Regions from separate parts of the Homo sapiens genome. Here region 1 is linked to region 2. Evidence: chromatin loops called from intact Hi-C (ENCODE). Cell type or tissue: heart left ventricle. All regions are shown on one strand. Links, peaks and the distances in the headings refer to the core of each region. The heading gives the core; the rest is flanking DNA. Region 1 overlaps ARHGAP24 (Rho GTPase activating protein 24). Region 2 has its middle 190 kb from the start of WDFY3.

The links. Hi-C counts contacts between places; a loop is a spot of excess contacts. Peaks named below come from ENCODE experiments on the same cell type or tissue, not always from the same donor. Only the 100,000 strongest peaks of a DNase experiment are listed, where the experiment ranks them.
Region 1: it touches region 2 in a loop (5-fold over the local background); 11 of 110 quality-filtered maps call a loop at or near these places.

What each region holds. Positions count from the first base shown.
Region 1 is chr4:85,979,052-85,987,399 of GRCh38, forward strand. The region is part of intron 8 of ARHGAP24 (Rho GTPase activating protein 24); the gene reads left to right. Among named protein-coding and RNA genes, the nearest start is that of MAPK10-AS1, 140 kb to the right of the region's middle. In heart left ventricle, for the core only: no CTCF peak of the experiment used is centred there; no DNase peak of the experiment used is centred there.
Region 2 is chr4:85,148,880-85,157,227 of GRCh38, forward strand. No RefSeq gene overlaps it. Among named protein-coding and RNA genes, the nearest start is that of WDFY3, 190 kb to the left of the region's middle. In heart left ventricle, for the core only: no CTCF peak of the experiment used is centred there; no DNase peak of the experiment used is centred there; H3K27ac peaks cover 1,475 bases.

The DNA of each region.
Region 1 (8,348 bases), core at 131-8,130, 830 kb after region 2:
TTGATCCACGGATTTGTTGATTCATGGTGCAATGTAATATATTAATATTTCTCTGCCCTCTGCATTTCCTACAAGTTAGGACCTGGATAAAATCCATGTTTGATCTGCTTGGCGTGACCTTTGATTGTGTTGTGTCCTTTAATCAGGAGACACATAATGTCACTTCATCTCTCTTTTTGTGAACTTAATGAAATTCCTAAAGCTATTAATTCGCTGGAAGCTGAAATGCTGATATTGTAATTATGTGGTTTTTTCAACTCGTTATTGTGGTAAAACACACATAACATGAAATGTATCATCTTAACCATTTTTAAGTTCACAGTTCAGTAGCATTCAGTACTTTCACATAGTCTTGCAGCCATCACCGCCATCCATCTCCAGAGCTTTTTTACATTGCAAAACTGAAACTCCCTACCCATTAAACACGAACTCCCCTTTCCCTCTCCCCCAGGCCCTGGCAACTACCCTTCTGCTTTCAGTTTCTATGAATTTGTCTACTCTAGGTACCTCATATACCTGTTATACTTGTTGTGACTGGCTTATTTCACTTAGCATAATGTCCTCAAGGTTCATCCATGTGGCAATATTTTAATTTTTAAATTAATAATTTGAACACTTTAAAAAATTTTCTTCTCATCTACTGCTTAGGAACCCAATGGTATCTTTAAAAGGCAAGACAAATGCTGCTTGAATCTTTCCCTTTACTTACCAGCTTTTAAAGCACATAAACAGATTTTTTAACTCCTCTAAAAATGAGTACTATTTTCTTTGTCTTCCCAGTATACGTATTATTGTGAATATTTAAAAAATATCATTATAAAGTCATGTATTAAAATCAATTTGCTTGGTCAATACATTGTAAGTACTGTCCTTCACTGAATCTCAAATTTTCCCATCTTTGGCCAGTGGAAGCATCTTCAAGTTGTCTTCTTAGTTCTTTTGACAGGCCTTCCTAGTTTGGGGTAGCTATTTTTCTTTGTAGTATGACAAGATTTCTTAGGCTCATATGTTTTATGCCCCAAACCTGGAATCAGTCAATTTCCAAAAACTCCTGACTTCTTTTAGTGGGGAAATGATATTTTAAGGCAAGCTAGATGCTTAGTGCCAGTGATACTCATTGCTACTGGCTTGGTCATTGTTTCTAGTCTTTTTAGTGGGCAGAGCTAGTAGATATAAATGCACACTACATGTGTACATATTACATGCATAATAAACATATATACACATTTACCTATTAAAGAAAAAGTGCCTCACAAGTTCACATTAGTTACAATTCAAAATTATAACTACAGGGTTTTTATTTATTCCTTTCTCTTTACAGTTTTATTCCCTTTCTTCCAAGGAATCCTGGTTTGCAAAGACACTGAGGATAACAGAATTAGAACATCTCATAATTAATCATTTGCTCTATAACTCGTCACACACACAGTAGTCTCAGGATAACAATACCAACACCAGTATGGTTACTGCAAAATTCTTTACATGTGCTCTTTTAATCCTCCTTTTATTCTTTTAATATTTATACTATATGCTTTCAGAATATATACCCATTATACACTATTCCCTCTCCATTTTAGTCCTCATTTAATCTTTGGAGATATGTATGTAAATCTATCCACTTAATGTTCACTACTGGTCCTTGTATTGATGTCTTTCCAGCCTAGAGATTCTCAAAATATAATATTCAGATAACTGGGGGCCCCAGAGATGCATTCAGGAGGTCCATGGCCTCAAATGTATTTTCATAGTAATATGAAGATGCTGTTGCCCTTTCACTGTGTTGACATTTGCACAGATGGTGCTAAAGCAGTGACGGGTACAGCAGCTGGCACCTTAGTACAAATCAAGGCAGTGCCACCAAACCCAACTAGCACCATATTCTTCACCACCACGCATTTACAATAGGGAAGAAAATTCCAATTTTACTTAGGAATGTTCTTACTGAACAGTAAAATATATTAATTGCATTAAATATACGACCTTGAGAACACATTTCTTTCATATTAGGGTGCAGAGACGGCTGTCTGTATAAAGCACTTCTGCATGCTCCCTCTAAAAGTAACACAATGATTGGCTCAAGGGGAAGCATTTGTGTGATATTTGAGCAGCACTAACTGATTTTTCTTGGAACTCCATTTTTATTTGAAAGGACAACTGACAAACTACAGTTATTCAGACTAGAGCATTTAGCAGACACATTCTCAAAAATGAACTAAACGTTTCACTTCAAGAAATACAGCTGTCAGAGTTTGTTGCCATTGACAGAATTTAAACTTGCATGTGACAAATATGTATTCAAAACCTTGAGCTTGACAGCTTCCTAAATTCCTAAGCACATTTCTGGTGAGATTAGTGTTGATATTAACAAATCTATAGTATCTTTGATACTATAGAAATACGTGTGTCAGGATTTGGAAGATTAGCATAACTCAGTGAATTTTCCAAATGACATGTTGTCACAACTCCATGTGTGTGTAAAGGATCCATTCAGGTTAGCTTTTCTGACTTCACAGAGCTCAATCTGTTTTTTCCCATCATATCAAAAAATATGACATCTTGCTTCCTGAGATGTCCTGGCTTTATTGCCTTGTTGATTTTCATTGGTCTTTCTTCCTGTTTTTTCATTTCTGTTCTCCTAGTCCTTCCCAATTTTCACCTCTCTCTTAGCAGTATCCCCTCCATGCAAAGCCCTGTCTGGAAGGGAGTCCTGGCTGGTCAGTGTGGAGAGATCTTAGGGGCTGGATGTCTCACTCCTTCAGACCTTGCCATTGGCCACCTCTATTGGACTAGGTGCAATCCCTCCCACTTTTAGCCGCTCTTCTTAAATTAACTCTTCGCATTTTCCAGTGAATATCTATGGGGCGCTTTGGGGATATTCTATTTCCAGGACCATCAGAGCCCCCATTGCTCCTCTTTCCTTCCCTCTACAGAGACACTGACATCATGCAGGCCTTGTGGAAATGGGGATTTGTCTCGACCAACATGTATTTGGGGCTTTTGGGAGATACCCTGTCAGCTAGTTTTTTGGAAATGTTGCCCATGAGTTTTGACTTGGCTATCTAGTTGCTCTGTTTTTATGTGAGAATTTCAGGAGATCCAATACTGTGCTGCCATCATCTTCCTAGAAGTCAGTGTTTTTGTTGTTGTTATTCTTTAAACTCTTGTTGCAAATCTTGTTATTTGAGGAGAAATCTTTTAAAAATTGCATAGTGTCCCCCTGCCTCTTTTGTGGATAAGAAACCTGATACCCAATGAGAAAAGTAAATTTCTCTAGGTACACCAATAATTGTGTAAGGGATAGGTGCACAAGTAGATAAGTTGTTTTTGTTTTGTTTTGTTTTGTTTTTGAAGTACAGGAAAAATGGAGAAGCAAAATAATCCCATCTGTTATCATAATTTGTTGGGGGTCACGGGAAGGTCTCCCCATTCCCTGGGAGTGTAGTTGTTTCATTTAACCCAGGATCAATCAGGCCCCAGGGGAAACCAGCTCACAGCAACCAAACTTTCAGGAGACCTCACTGAGCACATAAACCACCTAGCTACATCCTGGCCCACTCTTCAGCATGAGTCAGTATTTAAAGAAAAAGTGTTCTTGCATCCAAAAATAATTAGAAACAAGTTAGATGTTTATTGTGTCTCTAGAGAAAATACTAAATCTGACTGCATTCTTAATGCATAGAAAGTTGTTTTTTGTGTGTTTTTTTAACTTGTTTTATTTTATTCTATTTTAAGTTCTGGGGCACATGTACAGGATTTGCAGGTTTGTTACATAGGTAAACATGTGCCATGGTGATTTGCTGTGCCTGTCAACCCATCACCTAGATATTAAGCCCAGCATCCATCAGCTACATTTCCTGATGTTTTCCCTTCCCCCCCTTCTCCCAACAAACACCAGTGTGTGTTGTTCCCCTCCCTATGTCCATGTGTTCACATTGTTCAGCTCCCACTTGTGAATGAGAACATGGGGTGGTTGGTTTTCTGTTCCTGCATTAGTTTGCTGAGTATAATGGCTTCCAGCTCCATCCATGTCCCTGCAAAGGACATGATCTCATTCCTTTTTATGGCATGGCTGCAAAGTATTCCGTGATGTATATGTACCATATTTTCTTTATCCAGTCTATCATTGATGGACATTTGGGTTGATTTCATGTCTTTGCTATTGTGAATATTGCTGCAGTGAACATATGTGTGCATGTATCTTTATAACAGAATTATTTATATTCCTTTGGGTATATACCCAGTAATTGGATGGCTGGATCAAATGTTGTTTCTGATTCTAGATCTTTGAGGAATCACCACACTGTCTTCCACAATGGTTGAACTAATTTACATTCCCACCAATAGCATAAAAGTGTTCCTATTTCTCTGCATCCTTGACAGCATCTATTGTTTCTTGACTTTTTAATAATCACCATTCTGACTGGCATGAGATGGCATCTCATTGGAACTTAAACAAATTTACAAGAACAAAAACAAAAACAACCCCATTAAAAGTGGGCAAAAGACATGAACAGACGCTTCTCAAAAGAAGATATTTATGCAGCCAACAAACTTACTTTAAAAAGCTCAACATCACTGATCATTAGAGAAATGCAAATCAAAACTACAGTAAGAAAGTTGTTTTAAAGTACTCTGTTATTGTCTCCCCTGCTCTCAAAACTCTCCCAAATCCATTCCATGCAGTGTCCCTCAAAACTCTCCCAAATCCACCCAAGCAGGGTCTCTTGTCTTCTTCTGCCCTTCCTCATTCTCTGAATCTACTCATTTTCTTACGTCCACAAATAAGTTTCTCCTCTTTTCTTATTCATTCTCCTGATTTATATAAAATTAGATCATATCTGAGGGTAGAATTAACTCTTCACAATAATAATCTTTTAAAATATGTCTTAATTTATCATTCAATAAATATTCATTAAGCAACTGCTTTATGCAATGCTCATCAGTAAGCCTGCGAATGCAAAGATGCATAAGGAAAAGTTTTGCCCTACAGGAACTTACAGCCTAGCCTAGTTGCAGATTTGAACCACTAAATATTCAATTATAGTATGAAAAATGTTATATACAGGATATGTCACAGGCCTATGAGATCAAAAGTAGGGAATTATGGTATTTTTCTTAGAGGTCGGGGAACCATCACAGATGGGACATTTAAAGAGTCATTCCACCAGAAAAAGAAATATAGATTGGTAAGTGGGTGAGTGTCTTAGTCCACTGGAGTTACTATAACAAAACACCATAGACTGGGTAGCTTATAAAGAACAGAAATTTATTATTAAGTTCTGAAGTCTGGGAAGTCCAAGATCAAGGCACCAGCAGATAGGTTTCTGGTGAGGACCCATTTCCTGGTTCACATACAGCTGTTTACTTGCTGTGTCCTCACTTGGCTGAAGGAGTGAAGGAGCTCTCTGGGATCTCTTTTATGCTCGTACTAATCTAATTTATGAGGGCTGCCATGACCTTGTTATCTCCCAAAGGCCTTACCTCCTAATACCATCACACTGGGGGTTAGGATTTCAAAATATGAATCTTGTTGGGGACACAAACATTCAGTCTTTAGCAGAAAGAAAGATCAGGGTGCATCCAAGTGAAAATTTTGGTAAGGTCAATGATGTCGGGGCATATAGGGAAGATTGGTGAAAGAATGGCTGGAAAGACTTCACAATATTTTCAAGGCCTTATAAACCATTCTGCATTCAGGAATCTTTGATAACTATTGAGCAAGAGCATGTTGACATTGGATTTTTTTGTTTTAGAAAAACAACTCTTTTATTTTACTACTAATTTTTTTCAAGATGGAGTCTCACTCTGTCACTCAGGCTGGAAGGCAGTGGTGCAATCTCGGACACAGCAACCTCCACCTCCCAGGTTCAAGTGGTTCTCCTGCCTGGGCTTCCTGAGTAGCTGGGTTTATAGGCACCTGCGACCACACCCAGCTAATTTTTGTATTTTTAGTAGAGATGGGGTTTCACCATGTTGGCCAGGCTGGTCTCAAACTCCTGACCTCAGGTGATCTGCCCACCTTGGCCTCCCTGAGTGCTGGGATTAGAGGCATGAGCCACCATGCCCGGCCAGAAGAGTAACTCTTATACTCAAAGGAATATAAACATTCTATTATAAAGACACATGCGTATGTATGTTCATTGCAGCACTGTTCACAATAGCAAGGATGTGGAATCAACCTAAATGCCCATCAATGATAGACTGGATAAAGAAAACATGGTACATGTACACCATGGAATACTGTGTAGCCATAAAAATGAACAAGAGCATGTCTTTGCAGGGACATGGGTGGAGCTGGAGGCCATTATACTCAGCAAATTAACATAGGAACAGAAAACCAAATACCTCATGTTCTCACTTATAGGTGGGTGCTAAAGGATGAGAACACATGGACAGAGGAAGGGGAACAACACACACTGGGGCCTGTTGGAGGGTGGATAATGGGAGGAGGGAGAGGATCAGGAAAAATAACGGGTACTAAGCTTCATACCTGGACAATGAAATAATCTGTGCAACAAACCCTCATGACACAAGTTTACCTGTGTAACAAACGTGCAGTTATACCCCTGAATTAAAACAAAAGTTTTAAAAAAGAAAAGTAACTCTGGTAGCTCTGGGGATTGGCTGAAAAAGAGAGGTAGTGATCAGACTGCAGACAGGCATTATCTCTCACAGGCTCTGACTTCTGAGATCAAATTTGTATTTGTGCTCATGCCTCCTAATCATTTGCTGTGCATTTTATACATGCACAATTACAATTCAATCAAATATACTCTAAAGCTGAAGTAACCCCTGAGATACAACAGGTGTTTGCAGCATTAGCCTGATCTGAGTGAGTGTAATCCAAGTGAAATGGTTTTTTATTTCATTTCAGTAAAAACTGCACCAGTTGGAAAATGAACCTTACATATTTACTAACCCATAATAGTTATTTTTATTTTATTTTCTTATTTTGGTGGATGTTTAAGTGAATGAAACTCATTATTCTTGGCTGTTAACATACTATTTGCAGTCAACTGACATGAATTCTATTGAAAAACATGGAGACTGCTTTATTTTTTAAATACTGTCTTTTAAAATTATCTTCTACTTGAAAAATTATCTATACATTCCTTACCATTATTCTTCTTCTTGCTACCATTCAAATATTGATGTAGCCATTAATGATATCCTTGCTATATAAGCATATCCATATCTATATAATAGATATGTGCTTTCAAGGAAACCTTTAGAATGTTTTTTCAGCATTATTTTAAAATACTAACAAATAATATTGCATTCTGCTTCCCATCATGATGAAGGAATAGAGATTGTTCACATTTAACAACTAGAAAACCAGAAAACTATATGAAGCAGCAGTTTTTAGACATTGGACAACAGGCAATACATGCCTATGATTCATAAGAGAAAGAAAACAAATGAGGGGAACCCAGTTATTGCCTCAGATTACTACTGGGAGGCAGTTTTCACATAGTATCACAGGGAATAAAAATGCAAGCAAAATCCAGGTATTGCTGAGCTGAAGAGAGTAAGGTCAGACAATGAGAAGCCCAAGGGAGCTAGAATTTGGGGGAGTAGAAAACAGGGAAGAGAGAACTAGACATAGAGCGTCCAGAAATCTACGGAGAGTAGATGAGAACTGATTTATGTTTGCATGAGAGGACACTACACAAGACTTGAGGGAATTTACCAGAGATGCTTAGTCTGAACAACTTCTGGGCCTCAAACTGAGCTTGAAATAATTTGTCTTTCCCACAAAAAGAGTGCAAAGTCCTGATAATGAGGCATTGTGTAGAGTTCTCACAAAGGTATTACCTTAGTGCTAAGATTTAAATTATGGATTAGTCCTCACAAATTTTAAAGCATCTTTTAAATGATCCAGTGGGAGCTCAGGGAGGAAGGGAAGGATGAATACCAGGAGCATAAGGAATTTTTAGGGCAGTGAAACTATTCGGTATGATGCTGGAATGATGGATACATGACATTATGTATTTGTCAAAACCCATAGAGCATACAACACAAAAAGTGATCCCTAATGTAAACTATGGATTTTAGTTAATGATAATGTATAATATGGGCTCATCAAGTATATCAAATATACCACATTAATGCAAGATGTTAATAAAAGGGGAAACTGTGTTTAAAAAGGCGGTGGAGAGGAGGTATATAGGAACCGTCTGTACTTTCTGCTCAATTTTTCTGTACACCTGAAACTGCTCTAAAAATTAAGCTTATTAACATATAATAAATATGATTCAGCTAATCCCCAGATGCTTCACTCTGTGCCAGAACGAAGTCCAACACATCTAGAATATATATTTTTTTCAAAATTCAGTAACCAACTGTAT
Region 2 (8,348 bases), core at 208-8,207:
TCTGTCTTACCCTACTTTAATTTTCGGTGTTAATTCAGCGTTTATAGCTTGTTTGTATGATTATCTTTAGGAGCAGTTTTGTAAGTTAGGTAGTTATTGGTGGTGGGAGAAGGGGAGGAGTCAGTATATTCCGATTTTTTTCACTGTTGTTATGTTTTTCAACTCCATACTTTAAATCTTGTACAGATAATTTGAGACTGGCAACATTTAAGTGGCTCTAAAACACACAAAAAATTTCCATCTATCTTTTTTCATTAATGTAGATCATGTCTTTCTGTTTATTTAACTCCACTTTGGGATATAAATGAAATCAAACGGGGTTATATCCTTGTCCATGCTGGGGAGTACTTTCCTAGCACAGGACAGTTGGCTAAATAGTCCATACAGTAGATTAGAAGGGGAACTGTCAAACCTGGACTGAATTTTTACTGAGAAAATACCTCTATTTTAATTTGCCAGCTGTATAAAACATAGATTACAGAAAATAATATTGAATTGGAAGGTGGGGGGCAGTTAGCATTCTGGTTCTGATCTGTTCCTAAGTTGTTGGCTAATGACTTTATCTTGGGTAAACCATAGATATGGTTTATCCAAGCTTCAGTTTTTTATTTGTTTTTATCTTATAGGAAAGAATAGTGTCTCTTTTGTTCATATCAGAGGATTGTTGAGTGACATACAAAAAAAATGCCCTAAATTATAAAGACCAACAAAACTGTTGCCATGGTCTGTCAATGTGGTCATGAAAATGGACTTTATAAGATTCATTAAATACTATTGGGGAAATACCCTGCACCAGCGCTCTGACTTCTAATTCTACACATTGCTCCCTTCAAATGACCATACTGCATGTTTCAGCCTGACAAGAGATGCTGAATGTGTGATGATGGGGGAGAAAGGAAGAGGTAGCTCATCTTCCAATGTTGTGTACAGATTGTCACTGCCAACACCCTACAGCTGTGCTTTTGCTTTTGATTTCTTCATGCCTTTTATATGACTCAATTCCTGCTTTAAGGCACATTGTATTCTTGGCTTCTTAAGCTCAGATGCTCAAATAATTCCATGGGGTCCACTATATAAACTTAAAACCACAGTGGATGTGAAATTGGAAATACTAAACTTGGAACTGTTCTTTTTTGCTCATATTTTCTCATTTGATAAATTGAGGGAAGCAATGTTTTTCAGTAGCTCCCTTTGGTATAGCTCCATGGCTCTCAAACCTTGGATCTAGGCTTTTATTACCTCGCTGGACTAAGTATTGTTAGGAAGTCCTCTTCTTTTGCCTTGTACACCCTTAAACAAGCCCAATAAACGACAGCCTTGGTTTCCCTGTCTAAGCTGATCTCTCTCTCTCTCTCTCTCACACACACACACACACACACACACTCCAACATTATCTGTATGTATGAGGCAAGATAGATGGAGATTAGAGAGATCAACATATCCCTTTATTCCTTATGATTGATAAAAAACTAATATTGGAGAATGTGCCTTATGGATGTGGCAATAATGGGCATCCTAATAACAAACTGCAGGCCCAGCCAGAGTAAACTTGGAATCTCCTGGGTGACAGTCTGCCTCCGCTATAGCTAAAGGCTAGGTGGAACATGTATACACTTTCAGGGTAGCTGGCTCCCTCAGAAATGTGGAGGGAAAAGGGCTGAGCTGGCCGGGTGCGGTGGCTCAGGCCTGTAATCCCAGCACTTTGGGAGGCTGAGGCGGGCGGATCACGAGGTCAGGAGATCGAGACCATCCTGGCTAACACGGTGAAACCCTGTCTCTACTAAAAATACAAAAAAATTAGCCGGGCTTGGTGGCGGGTGCCTGTAGTCCCAGCTACTCGGGAGGCTGAGGCAGGAGAATGGCATGAACCCTGGAGGCGGAGCTTTGCAGTGAGCCGAGATTGCGCCACTGCACTCCAGCCTGGGTGACAGAGTGAGACTCCAACAACAAAAAAGGGCTGAGCTATGCCTACTTAGTTCCTCTCCCAAACTTATCAATTAAGTAACTGACTCCACGTTTCTAGGGTGAGAAACCTTGGGAAAACCCCATTACAGAAAACTGAGAAAAAGCAAATAACTGTCCTTACCCCCAGCCCCCAAAATATTCTCCAGGTGCTTGTTTTCTTATATTATGGAACCTAATCATCAGGTCTGTAGAAAGCAGATGGTTACCACTGATATCTGACTTCTGGTGGCTCTGCCTGGGACCACTGGTGATAGAGACAACATTTTCTCTTGGAAATATCCAAAAAGGTCAGTCTATACTAGAGCTGAAAATTCTCTCTCCTTTCTCTTCTCAATCCAAATGATATCCATCTAAATTGTCCAAGCTTATTAGAAATTTTGCAATGATATTTAATGACTACATGAGGCCATCCCAATAATAGTATGCCAAAACTAGATGTCCTAAACTGTTATATAAATCTCTGCCCATTATTAAATCCTTCAACAGTAATAAAAGAGCAAATTTAAACTCTTAAATGGTATAGTTCAAATGAATTAAAAACCAGACACACATATATTTCACTTTTGTTATTTCAAAAAAATTAGTGATAAAAACATCGCTTCCAATTTCTCATTCTGATCAGTGTCAGCAGAGAATTCTTGGTGGCTGGGGAGGATGAGTTTCCTTCAGCAGCTGCAGCTTGGATTATTTCTCACAGAATGGGTGTAGTTCTTTCACAGCTTCAGAAGTTGCATGAATTCAATGCCAAATTTTTGATGTGCCTCATTATTTTGAAGGGGGTTTACAAGATTATTATGACACTGGCCTCACTCACATCAGATTGAGAAAAAATGAATCTCCAGCCTCTGGAACAGTTTTCCCAGGGAAACTCAGTATTTAGTGATGCCAAAGATTATAAAAGACATTTAATGAGATCTGGGAATAGGATAGACAGTCTTGATTTTGGTTTAATCAGGATGCCACTGTATGCCAGTTTTTTAGAGTCAATGATTGGAGACCTTGCATTCAACTGGGAGAATTGGCCATAAAGACGTTACCTCTGGCACTAGAGAACTACCAGATCTTGAAGAAAAATCCATCTATGCACATGGTCTCTGCTACAAAAGGATATTTGAGACATGCTGGGTAAGCTTAGGAATTTGCAAGAGCTTCTGCATTCTTATCTGGCCATGTGTTTCAGGCATCCTGATGGTGGTGTAGTGTGGATTCTGTCTAGTAACATGTTATCCACTTTCTCCTCTGCCATGGTGGTGGATCCACTGGTCTTGCTATAAAATTGGTTAGTCCTCGGAACTCTTCCTCCTACTCATAACCAGTCCAGCTGGAGAGACACCCTCAGTAAATTTTTGAACTCAAAGTGTTTTTGATAATTTTTGAAATTTGAAGCCTTAGGGAGGTTTAGTGAGAATGGGTATCTCCATGTGTTCTTCAAGACAGTTGGTCTGGTACAAAATATGTAAAGTTAGGACCTCACACACATGTGCTCTGAAGCACTCATAGAACTTAGATGCCTGTGCACTTTGAAGACAATGCCTACATACATGGTTTAGAAATATAGAAAAATCAACAAAAACTGCTTCACCTCTTGTCACACACAGTGGGTAGTTTAAGGTCCTGATGTAGCAGCCAGCTTCCACAAGTCTTTTTGGCCCATGTGGCTTTATTTAAAGCCTGGGAAGGCTTGCTTGTGGAAAAACAGCTTCTCCCTATATAAAAATAGCCACACACCCGTGAACAAGCCACCATAAGCTACAGGTCCCCGACAAATTCAAAATCCTCTAGTGACCCATCCTTTTAAAGCCCCAGGTTTAAAGCTGCTGCTTAGGCTGCACTGATTATATGCACAACAACAGCTGTGAAAACCAGTTGTATAATGCAATACAAGCCCTTGCAAACCACCGAGGTCAACAAAAGACACAGCCTGATCTCTTCCAGTCCCTCAAGATTCAATTTTAGTTTTGCTACCCAAATTGCACTCCACATCTATCTCTTAATGTTCCTGGCTCAAGGCATCATATTCTAAACACTGTCTTGAATTCAACTTCCCAATCGTAGGTAGAGGCAGAGGCAGAGTCTGCCCTCTAATACATGAGGCTTGGGATAACACAACTGAATGTCTGCTCTCTGTAGTTAGCTGGATCACAAGGGTGGATGGCAGAAAGAGCTGGGATACTTGTTTCCAGTTCCTTTCTGAAACTCACCTGTCAGGTAACTCACTCCATCTTTGTGCACAAGAAGCTGGACGTATTTAGGATAAACCCCTCTTTGCGGAAAGCAGAGGAGTGAAGTTCTAGTCCCTCTCAACATGACCTGATTCGATTTTTCCCCTGTGGCCTCCTTTGATAGACTGTCTTGAAACAAGTGTTTCTTTCCAGAATAAAAACCAAACAAACACAAAGGACTTATGTGTTCTAAGTAATTGAGGAGCTCACCAGTTGAATGGCTTGACTGATGCGTCATCAATTTTAATTCTGCTGCAGAGGGTTTCCCCAGGTGCTTTACATATGCTAGCTGTAACTGATCTCTTCAAGCACTCAATGTAACACTTTTCTGGAAATGCTGGGTTAAGTCTTGCTTTCCAAAAGTAAGCTGGAAAGATTTCAAATAACATGGATGGAAAAAAATTGAATAAACAGGAAAATGATTCACAGTGTGCATTGATACAGGGAGATGTAATTACATTAAATTAAATGAGGTAATAGTTGTGAAAGAACTTGGCAAACTTGTAAAATACCATATGAAGGTAAAGTTTTAGCTTTTACATTCTGTACAAATGGATTGCAATTTGAAGTCCACAGTTCCTATTATAAGGATTTTGGTAGGAAGGTTAAAACCTAGTTTTACTCTTCCTTACATTAGGAGAAGCCTTGAAATGGTAAATGATCTTTCTAAGCCATATGGTCCATAGTCACCAACATAAGGAATGTCTAAGTGGGACCAGAAGTCAGTATGTTTCTCTTAATGATCAGTGTCAGAAGTTTGTGAGTGCCTAGATTCATGTGAAATGCAAGCTACCAGGGCATAAGACACTGACAAAGCTGAAAACTGGACCATAAAAAAATCTTAACAACATCAACTCAGAATATGAAAAGAAGAGATATGTATCTTCTGGAACTAAAGATGAGTTAATAATTTTTTCCTATATGTGAAAAAAATAATTTTCGCCTATACTGTGAAAAAATTATTTGATGAACAATCGCTTCTCAGTAATGATAAAATAATATTATTTTGTTTTATTTTATTTTTTCTGAGATGGAGTCTTGCTATGTTGCCCAGGCTGGAGTGCAATGGCATGATCTCTGCTCACTGCAACCTCCGCCTCCTGGACTCAAGCAGTTCTCCTACCTCAGCCTCCTGAACAGCTGGGATTACAGGCACCCACCACCACGCCTGGCTAATTTTTGTATTTTTAGCAGAGATGGGGTTTCACCATGTTGGCCAGGCTGGTCTTGAACTCCTGGCCTCAGGTGATCTGCTCCTCTCGGCCTCCCAGAGTGCTACATTACAGGCATGAGCCACCATGCCCAGCCTAAAATAATATTAAAAAGCCCCACTCTGTCTCTGTCCTTCTATATAAATTTAGTGTACATAAATGTAATTCTGAGTATTAATCAACAACTTGTTTTTTCCCATTTTGTTTAAATGGTTAGTTCAGGGATGCATTCTCTTAAGTCTTAATGAAATACCCCCATCAGTAAAACAAAAATTTTCCTTTGGGACTTACAGTATACAGTAAGTTTGTCTATAGTGCAGAACTTGAAATTGTTCCAACACAATTGATATATTAAGGAGCATTTGAAGCATGACACAAATTTTGCCTTTGCTTCTGCACAATTTTGTTTGTGAGAGACTGCAGTCAACTGTAGCCAGTTGAACCCAGCTGCATAGGAATTTATAAAACACACACATACACACATCTCACATATTAACATCTACCCCTTACCTCATTTCACTATGTGTATTATGAGCCACGCCCACCCACATCTGGTGTTAGAACTTGCAGATCCACTTCAGATAACCTTCCTTCTGCCATTTCATAATAACTCATAAGCTGCAACCCTTCTGCAAACTTCAGGTCTTTTTCAAGGTAAAGCACCATATTTATTGTAGTATTTATGTATTTCATAACTATTTCATGTGTATAAAACTGTAATACCATTTTATTAGTTTTCTATTTTTTTAATGTGTAACTGATGTTTCTGATTTTAACCCCATTTTCTCATGAACCATTTCTTTTAGTGCAACTTGGCATAGCATGGTAATTTAAGGAATGCAGATACTGTATTGTAGCAGAACTGACTGGATTTTAAATTCAGTTTTCCCTTTATATTTATATTTTGAAGCAACAAGTAAATACAATTCTCTATTTTCCATTTCCGTTCCTCCATCATTTTTGGATAGTGCTGTTAGCTTACCTGCAAGATCCTTGCCAGGAGGCACCTTGTAAGTTTCTGTTGACAGCAAGCCTGTCTGGATTTGCATGAACTGTGAGTGATTTCTTGAAAATCTACACTTTTGAGGCTGAGTACAAACCTGCAGGAGTCCTTCTTTAGGCCCAGAGACATTAGCTGATGGCACTCATGCATCCTTGTTTTTCCATGTTCTGAACAGGAGAGGAAGTTTAGCAGTCAGACACTTTCATATATGGTATTTGATAAATATGTATATAAAATATATGTAAGAAAAAATTTCCCAAGGATTTATTTTTATAAAATATTTTTATTTGTGCATCTGTCTCAGGCCAGGTGAATAATATCACATATAGGGTAATAGGCCTTTTACTCTGATCTTTATTGCTGGATTTGTCTTTAGAAACCCCTTATCTTATTCATTATGTGTCCTATGTTATGCGCAGCCATAGTGCATAAAAGATAAGTTGTAGAACAAAATGCTCAATGATTTGAGAGAAATATACTTTCTCATGAAAGCTGAGAAGGGATATTAATGTTTATTAACTTCTTCCTATGTGCTAGGAAGTTGGTTACCTTGTTCATTGATAACACATTCAGTCTATTCATTCAATCTTCACACTATCCCTTATTTTTATTCTATTCATTTTAACAGATGAAAAAACTGAAGCTCATAGAAGGTAATTATCCCTATTTCAAGTGGTAGAACATGTGTCAATTTGCATTCTTAGATAAGTAAACACAAAGATGGGATTAGATTTGCAAGACATTTGTCAGGGGAATGGCTGTGAAAGATAGAGGAGGAAGTAGGAGGGTCCTTGTACCATATTACGGGTCTGACACCCAGGAAAGGAGGAAGAAGGAAGGAGCACTTGTCAGGAAGAACCTCAGATTGAAGGCACTTCTGATAAATCTCTGCCAGGCTGGTGTTTTAGGAATCCCCAAGCTTATTACAGGAATCCTGCACTGTGTAGAAGTGGCCTAATTCTGATACCCCTCCCACGCCCAGTCATTGGTTGGGAGCAGCACTATGAAAGCATACAGGATATGAGCTCCAAGGTGGATCCAAAAGTGTGGACAGCAGTAGGCTGCCTATCAGCTGTGATCTTGCGAGCAGGTCCTCTTAAGGGGAGATGTGAGCAGTGCACCATGTTGGCCACTGCAGTTATAATTCAATCCAAGATCTGCCGAAGTCCAAGTTCTTCTCTACATGGGTAATGTACGGGGTTGGTGGGAGGGGTGGTTTTCCACTAATCAAAATAAATCCCTTAATACCTCTAAATAGCATACCCTAAGTAAAATTTGTGGATTTGCTATGCAGACACCAGCTTGCTTCATCTAAATTCCTTCTAAAGAGAAATTTTGTAGCTTCCACTTGAGAGAAAAGACAGAGAAGCAATTTTCTAAAGCAATGGTCCTTAACCTTGGCAGCACAGTAGAGTCATGGTAAGGAGCTAGTTAAAATGTCATATGGCAAGTCTGCACCTTAGATCAATGGAATAAAAATCTCTGTGAGGAGAACCTAGGCATCAGTACTTTTTAAAGGTTCGCAGGTGATTTCAATATACATCCCAAGTTGAGAGTTACTATTGTAAAGGATATTTGTCTGAAATGAAAAAGTAGACATCTTCGAACATTCTTCTATGTGTCAAGTCTCTCCATCAGTCCCACTCATGCTCACCCCAGAAAGTTACTTAACTAGTTGAGGTGTGTTCCCAGAAGCCATCTTAAAAATAACTTTTTGTATAATGGGAATCCTACAATATTTTTTAAAACCCAGTTTATATTTCCATTCACATTTCTGTTTTCAGTACACCTTAACTTGAATACATCTTTGTTTTTTGTTTTTTTTTTATTTTAAACAAAAAATAATGGTATACATTTTCACAAGGAAGGAGTCCATTTTCTGGGTACAGTCAGCAATGTGGCTTTTAGAAGTGTCCAGAACCACAGGGAATTCTGGATTTAGAGATA